2 separate regions of the Mus musculus genome follow, and region 1 is linked to region 2. Evidence: chromatin loops called from intact Hi-C (ENCODE). Cell type or tissue: left cerebral cortex. All regions are shown on one strand. Each heading gives the region's core, and the rest is flanking DNA. Links, peaks and the distances in the headings are about the cores only.

Region 1 (8,419 bases), core at 243-8,242, 170 kb before region 2:
TAGGGTGTTGACCTTTATGTCCTAGGAACTTGTGTGTGCTCCTTATGTGAGGCGGAGGTGGAGAGTCCCGAGGGCTCCTGGCCAGGAGTCACCCTGCATGGCAAGGGACCTTGTCTCCAGCAGGGGAGAAGAGGGACACCCAAGCTTGTCCTCTGACATGTGTGTGCCTTGGTGCATGCTTACCCTGACTTTTATGAACACACACAGACGTGTATATGTACATAACACATCACACACATACAACACAGCACACACACACACACACACACACATCACACACATGCTAAAAAAAAAAAAATCCTGCCTCTCCTGAACATGCACGGACTATTTTTCTTGTCGTTACCTGAGCAATACCCAGTACAGCGTAGCAAGTATTCACACAGCGTTTGCAACATAGGACGTGTTTCTAGCCTCCTAGAGATTGCTTAAAGTCTATAGGAGGACATGCAGAGACCATGTGCCAATGCTGCGCTGTTCTGTATAAGACTTGAGATTCTGGCTTTTGGCGTCGGTGGGAAGGGGCGCAGGAACCAGTTCCCTGAGCATGACTGATGTGGATTCTGCCATCAGTTGGGATCGAAACCAGTTGTTTTGATCTGGGTTTTCCTCAGTAGGCGGGAAATCACTACTTCTGTGTGCTGATGTCTAGAAGGCTTTAGGTGTTATGTTTGCCACTCGTGTCTAAAAGGAAAACGGAAGTGTTGGCAGTGTTTCCGGAGTCCACCTCCCACCTGTATTCATCGCTGGTCTGTGAGGGATACCTGGTTTTGGGCAGCCTGCCAGATTCTCCAGGTGTGTGTTCCTACTAATCCCGTCGTGGTGACATGCTGTCAATTTCTTATTCATAGTGACAAATGATTTTGCAGAGCTCTTTCAGTTCTCAGCCAGCAGCAGGCCAGTCTGTGGGGTTAGTGATGTTAACATACAGCAAAAGCTCGGTGGCCAGGGGATGCCACACACCGAACCCACCTGCTTCGCTTGAAAAGAGCAAAATCCACCCTTCATGCCTGCACTGTGGAAAGGGGAGACGCTGCCTTCTGGGTTGGTTGCTGCCCCTGGGCGAGCTTGGTTTGTGTGGATCAGAGCTTGGCATTGTGTGGGTGCACCGTACTGACGGAGAGAGAGACAGATGACGATCCGAGAGGATTGTGTGAGGACCAAAGGAGGCAGCATGGGAGACTTGTGTAAGCACTGCAGTTTAAACGATAATGCAGCGAGTTAATGCAGCGATGGTTGGATTGTTAAGAGGTGTATTGGGTTAAGAAAACATGATGTGCTTAATAAGTTCCCGGAATCTAGGCTAAGAAATGGAAGGAAATGCTTCCAATTGAAAAATTAATATCAACACAGGATGCTCTTTTGTCCTTTAAAAACCATTCTTTTATTACATTTCATTATCTAATTTCTAAACATTTTTTTTTTTTTGAGGCAAGTTTTCACTGGCCCACACCGGCCTGGAACACACTCTGTAGCAGGGGCCACCTTTAAGCCTGCAGGGATCTTCCTGCCTCAGCAGATGTGAGCCACCAAGCCCGGCTCCGCAGTTCGCACCATTTCTAATGCATTAATCATATGGCTTTTGTTTGTGTCTTCATCATAGGAATTCCAACTCCAAGTTACTCATTGCTGTTTCATGTTCAGTTCATATGGCAAAACTTATGACTGTGATTTATGGCATAAAATTACCAAGTAGAGCCAGCAGTCCTCAGAGCTTTAGGTTCTTGTCCGTGTGGGCCAAGGCCACCTGTCTTCAGTGGAATATGACCGTCAGCCTCCTAGGCCCTCTCCTTCCTTCCTCTCCTGAGCATTGAGGATTGAACTGGAGATGGGGTTAAGTGTGTGATCCCTGCAAGCTTGCAGCCTGAGTGGTCAGAGGGCAACGCTGGCTGGCTTGCCCCTGGTCTGCTTGCCCTTTTCCCAGGCCTGACTGTAGGCCTTTTGACCACAGCAGAGAAATGAAGAGGAAAGATAGCCTTGGGTTTTCTTTTCCTGGGAAGGTTCTACTCTTTAGGTAGAACATGTACAGCTAAAATACCTAAGCTGCAGTTTTTTGCCTGAAGAGCAATGGGTATTTAGTCTCTCAGCTCTTGCACTGAGGAGGACACACTGTGGACAAGCTCTGGATGTCTTCGCAATGGGGCCTTACTTGGTGCCCTCAACATCTGCATAAAAAGCTGGATAGGTACAGCAGCCTGCCTGCAGTTGCAGCCTGTGGGGAGTGGAGGTGGGCCTCTCTGCAAGCTGACGAGCCAGATTGTCTAGCTCTGGGCTCAGCAAGAGACCCCGCCTCGGTACATACAGCGGTGAACAAATGAGAGGACGTGTGGCTTCTACACGTGACCACACACATGTTCTACACGTGTCCACACACATGTACACTCACTTGCACACATGTGTGTGCAGACACGCAGATAGAGTGAATTCGACTCTTTAAAATGTCCAGTGGCAGCCAGTGGCAGTGGGGGTGGCATTTGCTGGCTGGAGGAATGCTAGCTTACCCACTTACGATCCACGGGATGAAGTTCTTGTCAAAGGGGAAAGCCAATGTTTGCTCTGTCTAGCATACACATGTAGTCTTGGCAAGAATAGTTTTGAGATTCTTTCCGGGTCCCGGTCTCCCTCATGGACTTGAGGTCAGCTCTGAGGATGGTCATTCCTCCTGGCTGCTTCATTCTTACTGACTTCTGTTTCACGTTGAGAATTCAGGGCACTGAGCACACATGTGACCGTGGTGTGTCTTTGTTGATGTTATTTCTCAACGCTCTGATCAGAGGTCAGGGTTTTTTCCTTTTCTAGTACTGATCAAGTGTTGTGTTTTCTTGGAGCAAAAGTTCTCCAAACTATTTGAAAATAGAAACAGTAAGAGGTGGGTTTTTTTGGGCGGAGGGCGGGGGGCAGACAGAAGATTCGCCCTGCCCTTGTCCCGATGCTGAGGCTGCCACTTCAAGTTCCTGTGCAGCTCAGTTTATAAACCCAAGAGGCAATTTGATTTTCCTTCCTGCATCTGTGCACAGTAGGTCTCACTGACCTCTCTTCCTGCATCTGTGCACAGTAGGTCTCACTGACCTCTCTTCATACATCTGTGCACAGTAGGTCTCACTGACCTCTCTTCCTGCATCTGTGCACAGTAGGTCTCATTGACCTCTCTTGGATGAAAGGTACAGGAGGAGGATCCTGGCCTTTCCCATCCATTGGACCTGCCGCATGCCTTAGGAGTTTGTGCAGACTTCCTGCTTCCTGTAAAGCTCTCTGCTCATGGAAACCCACGCTCTCACCACATGATGTCGCTGCTGAGCTAGGCAACTTGAGTTACAAACCCCCTCTAACTGTAACTGTTCAGAAATTTAATTTATTCTCCATATATCAGTGTCACATAGTGTAATTTGGACATTTTCTACTATATTGGTGGCACTTTCTTTTGGGTCTGTAGAAGTCATTTCAATGCCACAGTTCATAAAATCCATCCATTCATTCAACATTTATTCAATATTAAGTCCCGTTCTAGTACAAGACGTGAAAGAACAAAATAAATAGAGAAATTATCTAAATACCTCCACTGAGGAGCAGCTGTGTTTACTCAGCGTTGAGCCCTGACGCTGCTCTTGACGGCAAGAAGCTCGCAAGATTTATGACATCCCCTCCACCCCATGTTTCTGTGTCACCCACCGTGATACAAAGAGAAACTGGGGACCCTTGGTGTCCGCTATTTGCTGAGAATTCCCTTCCTACCTGAACACCAAGACCTGCATTGGACCACCTTAGTAAAGCCCCACCATGGTGACTGGTGAGACCACTGGGAAGGCAGGGCAAAGCAGGGCTCTGCTGAGGGGCGGCTCCCTTGCCACGCTGCCTTCCTTCCGACATGGGTCTTTACATCTGATCCATCCTCCCAGGGACAGGTGGAAGGTCAGGCCTGCAGCTGAGGCCAGTATATTGAAAACCAACAACACCGCATGCTGTGTACCTGGGTCCACTAAAAGAAGACTGGAAGAGCCACGGTGTGTAGACATATGCACATGTATACGCACACACAATACACATACGTATACACACATGCACACACAAGCACATGCACACACATGTACACACAAAAACATATACACGTGTATACACATACGTATACACACATGCACACACAAGCACATGCACACACATGTACACACAAAAACATACACGTGTATACACATACACATATGCACGTGTACATGTATACACATACACATACATATACATATACATACATGCACAAACAAACATATACATACACAAACACATATACACACACAAACACACTTATATACAAACATACACACATGTACAAATGCATATATATGTGTGTGTGTATATATATATACATATACATATACATATACATATACATATATATATATATATATACATACATACATACATACACATTCTGGTGGTAAGCTTAATGTAATTTAATAACACTTCAAAGTTTTCTTTATATTTTTCAAAATTGTCTATGATAGATGTATGTTACTTTCATATTGAGCCAAGCTAGTTATTAATAAGTAAAAAAACAAGCTAGTGTGTCATCAACTTTGGAAGCCTCTCACATGTACTTAAAACCTGATTGTTTGGACTCTGACACTTGGTTGAAATTTGACATCTGACTTAATTATTGGGAGCAGTCATCCTCAATCTGGGTAGCAAATATCCTCCATATCAGATATTTATATTTTGATTCATGACAGTAGCAAAACTTCAGTTATAAAGCGGCATTGAGATAATTTTATGGTTGGGGGTCACCAGAGCATGAGGAACTATACTAAAGGGTCGCAGCATTGGGAGGGTTGGGAACCGCTGGTTTAGGGGGTGTAGCGTTGCCAGTGGGCTGTTTGACTCCTGTGAGTGGCATGTCACAGTCATGGCTGCCCGGCTTACTAGTGAGCTCCAGGGTTGGTGTGTGGGTGCCTCACTGGTGCTCACCCGTGTGAGCAGAAGGCGTTGCTGGACTAGTCACGACTGGAGCCCTGTTCCTGCTGGGGTGACCCAGAACCCTCCGCACTACTTCTCCATGAATAAACCCATACAGGGGCCAGCGAAGGTCAGGCTGACGGGCCGAACGCTTGATGTAAGATACATTATGGGCTAGCATTACATGGTGGCCTTCCTGTCAGCCCTCCATCCAGTAGAAGTGTTGGCAGGAATGCAGCATCACTGTGGGGTATGCCGTGGGAGACACACATTTTGTAAGGAAAAAACAGAGAAGGAACCCATTTCTGTGATGTTGTGTAGGAAAACTTAAACATTTATTTTATGTAAAAAGATAATAATTTTATAAATAAAAGCAGACTTCTTTTTTCAGTGAAAACTGTCTTGTTCCCCTGCCTTCTAATCTCTGTCCGAGGGAGGGCAACAAGGAGGAGGACACACTGGAGTCTCTGGCGGCTCCTGTGGAACGGCTAGGCCAGCTGGGATTTAGAGCCACCCCCACCTTCCATCTCATACCATCCCTGTCCGTGTGACATGTTGATGTTTCCCGGGTGGCCAGAGGATGCAGAAGAGCATGGACGCCTCACCTCTAGCCAGGGGGGCTGCCATTGCTCTGAGGAACCCCCACCTCTAGCAAGGGAAGCTGCCATTGCTTTGAGGAACCCCCACCTCTAGCCAGGGGGGCTGCCACTTCTCTGAGGAACCCCCCACCTCTAGCAAGGGGAACTGCCATTGCTGTGAGGAACCCAGGCTGTTTGCAGATTTCCCCCGGCCTGGCTTCCCACTCAGTTAGGGAGCACACACACATTTTTTTGTTTGTTTGTTTTGTTTTGTTTTTGTTTTTGTTTTGCTTTCTTAGGTGTGCACGAGGCTGGGCGCAGTGATGTGTAGGTGACCTGGGAGACTCCCGCTGGACTCCTGCTTGGCAGGAGCTCTTTGAGGGCGTCCAGTTACTTGCCCTTGGGATCAAGATGTAACCATAACAAGAAGCGACAACTGAGTTTGTTGATAAAGCAGCTGGGTAGAGTCATGATTGTGGTGGTGGTGCTGGTGGTGTGTGTGTGTGTGTGTGTGTGTGTGTGTGATGTCGGTGCTGTGGGAGTCGTGGCATGAATCAGTACATGCTTAAAGACAGAAAAGGGTTACAATATTCCATTTTGATTCAACCCAAGATCATAAACAAAGAAACTCTATTCCCTTCCTCAGACCCCAGCTCCTGTTGGTGATTGGCTGTTGTTGGTGAGAATCGTTTTTTATATTTGTAGATGTATCAGAAAGCCCTTAGTGTGGCCTTTCTGCCCAGGGAATCCCTTCCTGAAAATTCATTTTCAATTGCTCACATTGAAGGTGTTTAGTGTGGTGTTTTAACACATAGCTGTCACGAACTGCAAGCTTCTCTTCTGGTCTTGTTGCTTTATGACAGAATGTAGACTAAGTCATTCCATGCGGGACCTCCCTTCTGTCTGCACTGGCCACTTCATTCAGCAAATATTTGGGAGCTAATGAGGGTGGGCCAGGTGCTGGGGCAGTTTGGGAGACACAGTCATTTCTTATCTTGATGACATGCTTTTTGGCTAACCGCGTCTTCTTAATGTGCTTCATGGTCTCATCTGGACTCCCCAATAGGCAGGATGAGGTGCCTGCCTGCCTGCCTGCCTGCCTGCCTGCCTGCCTGCCTGCCCGTCCATCCATCCGTCCATCCCTGGCATGGGGAACCTGAGCTTTCATTTACTTATTTACTTAGGTGGGAATCAAACCCAGGGCCTCACTATTGTATTACCGAGCTGTGTCCTCAGCCTGAAAGTTGGGTTCTTTCTTCTTAGTATTTAAAAACAAAACTGTGTTGCGGGGTGATATATGCAAGTATGGCTGCATTAACCTGGCAAGCGTGTGGGGCAGCCAGGGACTGACCGAGATCTGTCTGTCTGCAATCACTTCTCTATGCAATGGTAATGTTGTTGTTGTTGGGAGACAGGGTCTCTCCCTGAACATGGCTCTCCCCATGTTTCGGCTAGCCTAGCTGCCTAATAGCTCCAGGGACCCCCTGGCTGCATCCCCTGCATTAGAGCTACTGCCTCTCCACTGCACCCTGCCAGTGTTGTGCTCGCCGAGCTGTCTTCCCAGGTTGTGAACTAGCTGTTTGGAGCCTAAAGTGCCTAGTGTTGTTGCTTTTTAAATTTCAATATTCCATTTAAGAAAAAAAAAATCTCTACCTGACAGATTTTTTTTTTTTTTTTAAGCACAGTTTTGACATGGAGCCCTCCCCTCCCTCCTGTGGCCTTTAGGCCTAGTTCTGAATCTTAAATAAGGGACAAACTTCTAGCAATACTTTAAAATACAGTTAAAGAAATATTTCTTTGGAGATCCAAATCGGAGAGAAAGTCGGGGTCCCAGGTGCACTGGGTGGCTCCTGGTGTGCGTGCGTCTGCTGAGGTCTTGTGGCGGCTGCTTTACAGAACAGCCCAGAGCAGCTGGCAGATTAAAGCCAACATTTAAAAGCTTTTATAGCTGCGAATGTTTTCAAGGGCCTTTCATATACCTTTCTCTCTTTTCTTCTTTCTCTCCCCACCAATACTGGAATTTTTTTTTTTTTTTGTTCATTTTGACTGACTTCCTGTTATCAAGTACAATGCCCGTGTAAAGGCCACACAATCCCTTTTAACTCCGAAATGCAAAAAGCGGAATTCACGGGGTGTTGTCCTCAGTCTCCTTTTTACAGGCTGTTTTTGCGAGGAGCCTTTGAGCTACTGGGTGACCTGCCTTTGTGTGTGGATCTTGTTCTCACAAGCATGTTCCAAAGCTGCCTTCGGGGTCCACACTGGAGGGCAAACATCAGGCAGGAGAGAACTGCTCACGGGAGAAGGAGATGCCCACAAGACAAACGCGGCTCCTGTTGCTTCCCGGCCAGGCCTTGCTGAGTTTCAGCGCATGATTTTGGTTTTCTCTGAGCCGACTTTTTTTTTTTTTTTTTTTACGGTAGGATCTGGAGGGGTTGGTGGAGGTCCACGCAGCTCTGCAGCCGCTTGCTCACGGTTACGCCGTGGCTAGGAAGGGCGGCTCTGTTTCCATAGACTATTTATATCCAGCGTTTATGCAGTCACAGATTTGTGGATGGGAAGCAGGCTCATTTGGAATAAAAAAATCCTCCAAGAGCAAATGCTTTCTGTCTCCTACACTAGCTCCCTAATAGCTGCCATGTGTGAGCGGGTTTGCATTGTGCCGTTCGTTACCTCCTGGGAAGCCGACTGAAGCCGTTTCTACTAAATCTCGGAACGTTCTTACCAGCAGAATTTTCTCTCTCAGGTCCGACAGACACATCCCTAGGAGATAGCCCACACTGGTACTGGGTTAGGGGGCACCATCAAAAGGCCCTGTGATCAGGTGCAGAGGTGAGACCTGGATTCAAGGTGGCCGGTGGTAGGCACCCATGGTAACTGGCAAGGCCTGGCCCTGTGGCCAG
Region 2 (8,419 bases), core at 133-8,132:
CTGGCACCCATGCCCATTTCAATTCAGCAGGTCAAGAGATGCTGATGGTGGGTGGTGAGTAGGGATGCCCGAAAGAAGACCTCCTCCTGGGTTGCTGGGACAAGGAAAGGGTTGGCTTCAAGCTTTGGGTGTCCCACCACAGGCAAGAGTGTACACACTCTGACCCCAGGGCCAAAGACCCCTGAGATAACAACCTCCAAGGCTGAATAAATACTTAGCCCTAGTTTAAGTGTGGTACCCACCAGTGGTGCCCAGAAGAAAGCTACCTGGCAGAGCCCAGGGTCCATAGGGGAAGCTTTCTTTCTGTGAGCTGCATTCCCAGTCTGCAGTGCCAGACTCTCTCTCTCTCCTGCTCCAAAGCCAGGGGCTGCATAGCAGGCCATGGCTGGACTGACCTGGGAGCTTCAGGCCTCAAAGTGCGAATAAAGAAATGGTTGTAAAGACAGATGGGCGTGTGCGCATAGGCATAGGGCAAGAGTGTCCTCGCCAAAGTCTTGAAATCAAATCATTTTGAGAAAGCATGACCTAAGTCCAGTGCCTGTGGGTATTTTGACAGAGGTGAGGGTGTGTGTGTGCAACTGAATTTAAAAGCCAAAGAATTTGGTTTTGGTAAAATTCAGACCTTGAACACTACCTCCCCCCACCCCCCACCCGTGTGTGTGTGTGTGTGTGTGTGTGTGTGTGTGTGTGTGTGTGTGTGTATTGCTTTCTCTTAAGTACATTGGGATAGGCACCTATGCCTCTCCCCTTCCCACATGATAAGAAGGCAGGAATGGAGACTCCTGATCCTGAGCCTAGTCTTGGGCCAGTCTCTCCTGCCAGGGTCCAGAGGAAGAATGCTCACTAACTAAGGGGAAGCTCATTGGGTCTCTCCTGCAGGAGGTGGATTGGTGGAATCTACAGCAGGGATGGCTCTGGCTCCCCAAAATTAGCCACCTCTATCCGCCCCATATTGAAAAGCTCCTCCAGAAGCTGGACCATGTGACCTAACACAGCTCAGGCTGCCACAGCTCTGTTTACCCACTGAAGTGTGACCCGCTCTTCCCTATCTCTAGCCCTTGTTACAAAGCCAGCCTTGATGAGATGCCCCCTCCACCCCATATTAGTTTAGCACTGGAAAGAAAACAGAGAGATAGAAAGGAGAGGTCTTTAGACACCAGACAGCTGCCCCTGTACCCTTGCTATTCAGGTGTTTCTGCGCACAACAACAAAGTAGTGTTCCCTTTCGGTTGCAAGATTCCTCAGCTCTTTTCTCACCTGCATCCACAACAATGCTGTGCAAATACTGAGTACTCAATGAGCCTGTTTTACAGAAGGCAGAATTGTCTTCAAGCCCCCAGAAATAACTGGAGGTATTCCCCAAGCTGCAGGAGACCTCGCTGCCTGACCCTTTCCAGTTTCTCTTTCTACTGGTCTCTGTACTGCTGGAGTATAGGCATTCATCATTGCCTGCCATACCATACCGTTACCGCCTGCCACGCAGTTACAGCATAAGCTGGATGGTCGGTGGGCTTGTCCGCCTTTGGCTTCACATTTCCCAGCTAGGAAGGGTTCCACTGCGGCAGCGGCAGCCCAGCGGTTCTTCACTTGTGGGTCACGATTCATAGCAGTATCAAAATTACAGTTATGAAGTAGCAATGAAAATAATTTCATGGTTGGGGTTCACCACAGCATGAGGAACTGCATTAAAGGTTTCGGCACAGAGACCCCACTGCTCTGAGGCATTAATTCTTCCCACTTCCAAAGTCCCAAGCTGCTCTTCTAGATTCTTCTTTACCCAGTAAACACCCTTGCTCAAGGCAAAAATTGTATTTGGCGGATAGATTCTTGCTCAGAGTCTTTTCGACTTGTGTGGAAGAACTGATCTAAAAAGATCCTGCCGGTGTCCAGTACTGCCCTGGCCACTAAGACCCTGAGAGCCATGGTCTTGGTTTGACTTCAAAGCAACCGTCCTCAGCCGACCCTGACCCTGGTTTCCCCAAAACAGGTTAAATCAATTACAAGAACACCTCTGGAGAAGGGAGTACATTATTTTGCATAACAGAGCTACTTCCAAAGACAAAGACTGCCCCAGACAGCGTGAGAACGGGTGCCACCGTGCCAAGTGATTGAGCAGTGAGTTCCTTACACCCTACCTAGGCTACCCTTTCTCCGAAGCATTCCTGTGACAGCATTGCTAGGAAGGGGTGTCGGAGTTAAGGCATTGCCTCCTTCCTTTTGCTGGCCTCACAATTTCGGAGCCATTTCTAGAGCTAAATGGTACCAGGCTGACCCCTTCAAGGAGTATCAAGCTTTAGAGTCACCTTCTATGAAGCAGAGGTGCCCTCCCCCACCCCACCCCCAATTGGGCAGCGTCTGAGCAATGCACTGGGGACGCTTGCTCAGGGCAGTGCCCACAGAAGGCCCACTCCCGCAGGAACCCAGAACGCAGCCAAGTGCCTTCTTATACACACCAGACTGAGAGCTTATTTAAATGGCTACTGTGCTATACACACAGCAGTGTCCTTATTTGCTGGCTAGCTCCCAAACAAGAATAGCTTACTTAGTCCTTTACCCGCAGTCCTCCCCCGCCAGTTAATCTCTGGTTTGTTTGAAATAACTGACAACATACCGTTTACTCTTCTGATAATTTTTATTTTTAAAACCCAGGAGGGTTTTAAAACCTCCTCAAGGCAGGAGGCCTGATCTCGAAGCCTATTTTGTAGCAAGCGGATAGGAAGGCTCCTTGTAGAACATCGGCTAACACCACTCTTCCGGGTGGAAAAGAAACCAACGAAAAGTTGCTGCTGTTGTAAAACCTAATTCCATATTTTAACCTTCCACGGAAACTTCAGACAGCAGCAAATCATCTCTCCTTCTCAGACCCAGGGGTCCTGACAGCAGGGAGCCAGGACCAAGAACTTTCAGCGCAGGGGGAGAAACCCCGAGGAACGTCCCTTGGGCCCAGCTGGGTATGCTTTAGGACCGCAGGGTGCTGGAGCAGGGCCCTCCCGAAGTGGGCCTGCCGGGCAGGGGCCGAGCCACCGCCTCTCGCTACCTCAGCTCCCGGGTGCTCTAAGTTCGCCGGCGCTTACTCCCGGGCCCCTCCGGACTGGAGGCTGGCACCCGCGGACCAGACAGCCGAGCTTCACCACTGTGGTGGAGGAAAATTCAGCTAAGACTCAGACAAAGTAAACACAGGCCGTGGGAGGCAGCCGCAGAGGGGGCTTACTGACCCCGCGCAACAGCACTGGTGGAGAAGCCCTGTGGCCCAGGGACACCTGTCGCCACCAGAGCAACGACTCTCCAAATCTCTGTCTTCCTTCCGCGGCGCTGGCTTTCCGAGAGGCCTGCTCTGCACTACCAGCCCTAAAGCCTGGAGGTGCTGGAGGCAACAGGCCTCGGAGCCCGGTGCTTTCTGACAATGTCAGAATCCCTCAGCCCCAGCCACAGACCCCAGACCTGATTCACTGCGGTGCCTGACCCAGCCGCCCGTCACCCGCTGGAGAGTGTCCATCCAGCAGGCCGCTATTTCCTACAAACCAGCGTCCACAGGAGAGCTGCGGCCCGGTGACAATTGCCCGCTGTAGCGCTTTCAAATCCTGAGATGTTACACTCAGGCCCACCCGCCACTTTTGAAATGATCCCTTTTCTCTTAACGGCAGCGTCCGAGCTTATCCAGTTTCTTGTCCTCCTGCCCGTATCATCGTTTCCCAGAGCAAAGGGAGGCAAGTTGGGGAAAACGATATAGGAGTCTCTCACTCGAATCTGCTCACAAACTCTCGGAGCCTCAGCGTTGGCCTGCGGTGCGCGGGCCTTCCTGTGCATTCAGCAGCTCAGAGAGGATAGAGCAGCGAGTCCTTGTCCACCAGCAGAAAAAGAGAGAAATGGAGGAGGGGGGAGCAAAAGCAGAGGCGAGAGAGAAGTAAGGAGAAGGGAAAAAATTATAATGGAGAGAGAGCAGGAGGAGGAGGAGAAGAAAGAAGAAGAAGAAGAAGAAGAAGGAGAAGGAGAAGGAGAAGGAGAAGGAGAAGGAGAAGGAGAAGAAGAAGAAGAAGAAGAAGAAGAAGAAGAAGAAGAAGAAGAAGGAGAGATAGAGAGAGAGAAAGAAAGAGAAAGAGGGAGAGAGAGAGAGAGAGAGAGAGAGAGAGAGAGAGAGAGAGAGAGAGAGAGAAGACCAGCATGGACTGGTATGGAAGGAAGGAAAGAAAGAGAAGCCAGTGAAAGGAGAGGAGGAGAGGGCCAGGAAAGAAAGGAAAGGGGGAAAGAACAACCGGAACGAACTAGCCTGCCTGTGTCAGCTTGGCAAACACTAACCCAGGAATAACGCTTGGTTTTCCCGACTCTGCCCAGAGCTTATACGTGATTGGATTGTCCCTCAGCCTTAGCTTAGGCCTGGGCCGAAGCCCCGGCGCGGCCTCCCCAGACGCGGCCACGGTAGCCAGGAGGCCGCGCGGGCTTCTCCGCGCACGGAAGCCTCCTTTCTGCAGCCGGCCGCTCAGCTCCCCCGCGCCTCGGACGCCCACCTGCAGCCTCACCTTCCGGGAAGACCGCGCGCATCTTCAGGTAGCTGGTGGTGAGTCGGATGATGGACGCTTTGTCCAGCTGCGAGGTGATGGCCGAAGGCAGCGGGAGCAGCTTGGCCAGCTCGTAAAACTCGCCATTTTCCTTCTCCCTCCTGGTTTTGGCCGCATTTTTGGACTTCTCCTTCATCGCGCCTCGGCTCTGGGCATATTAGACCTCGCTGCGCTCCAGGCCCGCGGAGTCCCGCTTGGGCTGCGGCAGCCGGAATGGGGACAGGGACGCCAGGGGTCAGGTGAGTCGGGGTGCCGGGCTCGGGCAGGTGCGGGAGACCGGCCTGGAGCACCCAACGTCTTCTGCAAGGCGCCAGCCCTGAGTCCGTCGCAAACCAGCTGCGCAGCCCCCCTCTCTGTCTGAGGCTGGAGGCTGGACCGTCCCGTGTGGACCTGATCCCAGCTCGCTCTTCCTTCTGGTCTCCAGTATCTCCCGCCTCGACCTTCCTGGGGCTGTGGTTGGCGGGCGAGCAGGCGCCGACCCTGTTTAGTCCTTAAAGGAGGGCTTGTACCCGCTGCCGCGAGGGCCCTCGGAAGGCAAGGGCGGCAGCGGCGGCGGCCGCCGCGGAGCCATGGGGCGGGAGCGGAGCGAGGTGGCAGTGGCCAGTGCCAAGCCTGAGCTCGGTGCGCTTTCCTGCCCTCCCCGGCGGTTCCGGCTTCCTTAGTCCGGTCGTCCGGAGCCCGCGATCGGTGGCGGGGCGCAGTTGCTCCGCGGTCCACGTGTGACCGAGCTGCGTTTGTTTATGGCAGACCCGCCTTCGGGCGGAGACTGGGCTGCGCGGGACCGCGGGAGGGGGGAGGGGAGGGGCCGTGGCGGGGGCGGTGAGCCTCGCCTCCGACCCCCGCCGCGGCCCGTGAGTCGCCGGCGCGCCTCCGCGTCGCCACCTCCAGGGACTGTCCCCACGAGAGACCGGCGCGCTCCCGGGGTAAGGTAAGCCGTGGTGAGTGCACGAGAAGCGTCGCGCCTACCCGCTCCGAGGTTGAGTGTCAGGGCCTGGGATCGAGGATGAGCGGCCGACGCGGTAAAGAAGGAAGGAGGGAGGGCTGCAGTGCTGGTTTCCACGGAGGCTCCGGGCAGGTCACCCGCGGGCGCGGCCCAGAAAAGGCGGCGCTAACAGCTGGCTAAGTGCCCGGCGACGGGGTGGCAATCCTGGTCTCACACTTGCACCTTCCTTGGGTGGCCGATCCGCGAGTCTAAAGGGGTGGCCCGAGGAAAAATTACTCCTTTCCCCTCCACTCATCCACACGCACGCGTGCACGACGCCTTCCAGGAGAGAGAGAGAGAGAGAGGGAGAGAGAGAGAGAGAGAGAGAGAGAGAGAGAGAGAGAGAGAGAGAGAGAGAGAACACGGGGTGGGCCAGAGGGCACGCGGGAGCGCTGAACCCAAGGGGCGCTAGCGGCAACAGGGCAATCGACTTTGGGCCAAAGCTTCAGGTCGACAATAATAGAGCCTTGGTAACCGGGAACGCTGATGCGACCCTCAGAAGTGGAGCAGAGGTAGCTGGCGAAGGGAGATTCAGTCACTGAGTGCAAGCATTCTCCCACTGCGCCACACTAGGTTAAATAATCTTGTGTCTTCCCTGCTGCTGAGGCCCGGATAGATGCCGGCACTACAGTCCCCTCGGGCGCTCAGGCGGTCGCGGTCGCCCGAACCCATCCACACTCCTCTTTGGAGCCTAAATCTTCCGACGCGGGTCAGATGCCATTTCCCAGGCGTCTTGGATCCCAGACAGAGACGCAGAGAGGTCTCAGCGCAGTTCTTTTTGTCGTCGTGGACCCCGTGGCTCGCTTGGTGGCTGTAAAGTTATAGGATGCAGAGAGTCTGACCTTGGAAACCCAGTGCCCGACACGGGATTTCCATATCCTGGCCACTGCTCCATTCCTCTCCCTCCAGTCCTCTTCCAAGCCCGAGAAAAGCTTGCAGGCCGACCAGCTCCTGGTCCTGCAGACTTCCCCACCCGCGCCGGGGGAGCTGGGCCTCCTAACCACTCGCGTGAAGCAGATTCTTCTGTCTTTTCTGGGTCCCCATTTGAAAACCCGAAGTTCGAAGGCCTTCGAGGAGTTGTAGACTGTCGTGGGGCTTCGGGCGGTTCACAAACCCCGGCCCTTCGCGCCTTAATTAAAAAAAAAAAAAAAAAAAAAAAACAAAACGGAAAAAACCGGTGCGCCAGGTGGCGTGAAGTCGCACCAGGCGGGAGCACGGAGGTGCTCACGCTTCGCGCTTGAGTTTGGAGCTCAAGTTTGGAGTTTGCTTTGAGTTTGGAGCTGGGTTCTGCGCTTGCAGGATTTTCTGGGTCCTGCAGTAGTACGGTGCACGTGTACGGAGCACGTTTGCCGGTGGTGCGGGTACCCAATGCCCAGACCTGCAGCCCTTGTCGGGAGTTCGGTGGGGCACTGTGCCTTTAGCCGCTCCGGGCAAGTAAGGGCTGCGGAGCCACCCTGCTACGGCGGACCCACTCTGGCGCCGCTTCGCAGACCTCCGAGGAATGAGCCCTGCACTCTGCAGATACATAGGGTTTAACGCTTCTCCCACGCCCCAGATTCCCGACCCTCAATTATGGACTCCCGAGAATTCCTCCCCGGCTTGAAAGGGATTACCCAGATCATAGAAACATGGCTAAGTGGAGGTGAGAGAAACCCGGCAAGCAACAAGAATTGAAACTTCTCAACGAATTTCCCAGTTTGTAACAGGAAAGCGCATCTGAACTCTTGCGACTGGATTTTCGCAGTGGAGGCCGTTTTGACTTTAGGGAGGAGATGGCAAACGCTATTGAAGTGGGTATGGGGTAGCTCCAGGCCCAGCAGACAGGCTCCACATAAGTCCTTCTCCAAACATCAAACATTGGTTAACACCACACTTCCCCAGAACTAGGGTCCCCAGCGCCACCGTCTAAAGTCCAAGTCTCTGGGCGGGTATCTCAGTACTAGAGGATTTGCAGCTAGGAAGGAGTTTAAGTCTATGTGGAATAATGAAGATGGGTCCCTGTAGTCGGGAGTTGGAGCATGGGGTTTTCAGGGCAAGGCTCCAGACATCCAGTCTATTATTGCGAGACAGAATTAATTCAGCAGCTCCGTTTGACATGGAAAAGAGGAGAGAGAGAGAGAGAGAGAGAGAGAGACAGAGAGAGAGAGAGAGACAGAGAGAGAGAGAGACAGAGACAGAGAGAGACAGAGAGAGACAGAGAGAGACAGAGAGAGACAGAGAAGGAAGAGGAGGAGGAGGAGGAGGAGGAGAATATGTTGTATGCATGGGTATATGTAGGTCACGAGGAATCCTTATTTCAGCAAGACCATGGGCACGTGAGGCCCAGCCTGCCCGTCTGTCTCCATTCCATTTCTCAGTGCTGACATTATAGAACCCCTGATCCCTCTTCCCTCTTTACATGGGTTCTGGGGATTCAAACCCAGATCCTCATGTTGTGTAGTTGGTATTTTACTTACTGAGGCACCGTGCCAGACCCTGAACAAGTTTTAATTGGCGCTGACCATAGTTTAGTACATCTATTACTTGTCTCTGACTCCAGGACTGGAGAAAGGGTCTGCTCACTGAAGCTAAAGCTAAGCAGCAAACATCAGCACCAGCCTTGGGCCCTGGGAAAGAGGCAGAGCTGAAGAGACCCTAGGATCTCGGGTACCACTTATAAATTACTGGCTGGTAGGAGCCTGCAGAGGGAAGGTGTGAAGAAGTGACCCACTGATCCTGCTGGCTGGGCACCCAGCTCTCAATCTGCACCAGAAGCCCAGCCCACCAGCCCCACCTCTTAGAAATTTTCCATTAGGAAAACTAATCTGGATGAAATTTGGGCCCCAAGAAGAAAGGGGGTGGGGCCAGGCTGCCCCACATCTGTTTGAATTTTCCGCTTCAG

The links. A loop is a pair of places that touch in the nucleus more often than their neighbours do. Peaks named below come from ENCODE experiments on the same cell type or tissue, not always from the same donor. Only the 100,000 strongest peaks of a DNase experiment are listed, where the experiment ranks them.
Region 1: a loop joins it to region 2, with 2.4 times the contacts of the local background. A loop is called at or near these places in 6 of 42 quality-filtered maps.

The regions. Positions count from the first base shown.
Region 1 is chr16:94,253,792-94,262,210 of GRCm38, reverse strand. The region is part of intron 5 of Hlcs (holocarboxylase synthetase (biotin- [propriony-Coenzyme A-carboxylase (ATP-hydrolysing)] ligase)); the gene reads left to right. Among named protein-coding and RNA genes, the nearest start is that of Hlcs, 32 kb to the left of the region's middle. In left cerebral cortex, for the core only: a CTCF peak has its summit at 3,281; DNase peaks (open chromatin) are centred at 3,268 and 8,097.
Region 2 is chr16:94,082,089-94,090,507 of GRCm38, reverse strand. It overlaps Sim2 (single-minded family bHLH transcription factor 2), which reads right to left and starts at 5,248. Exons shown (of 11, transcript NM_011377.2): 1 at 4,518-5,248. The coding sequence starts at 4,692. Gm31175 (a long non-coding RNA gene) reads left to right here and starts at 5,364. Exons shown (of 6, transcript XR_876272.2): 1 at 5,364-5,484. In left cerebral cortex, for the core only: no CTCF peak of the experiment used is centred there; DNase peaks (open chromatin) are centred at 3,388 and 3,472.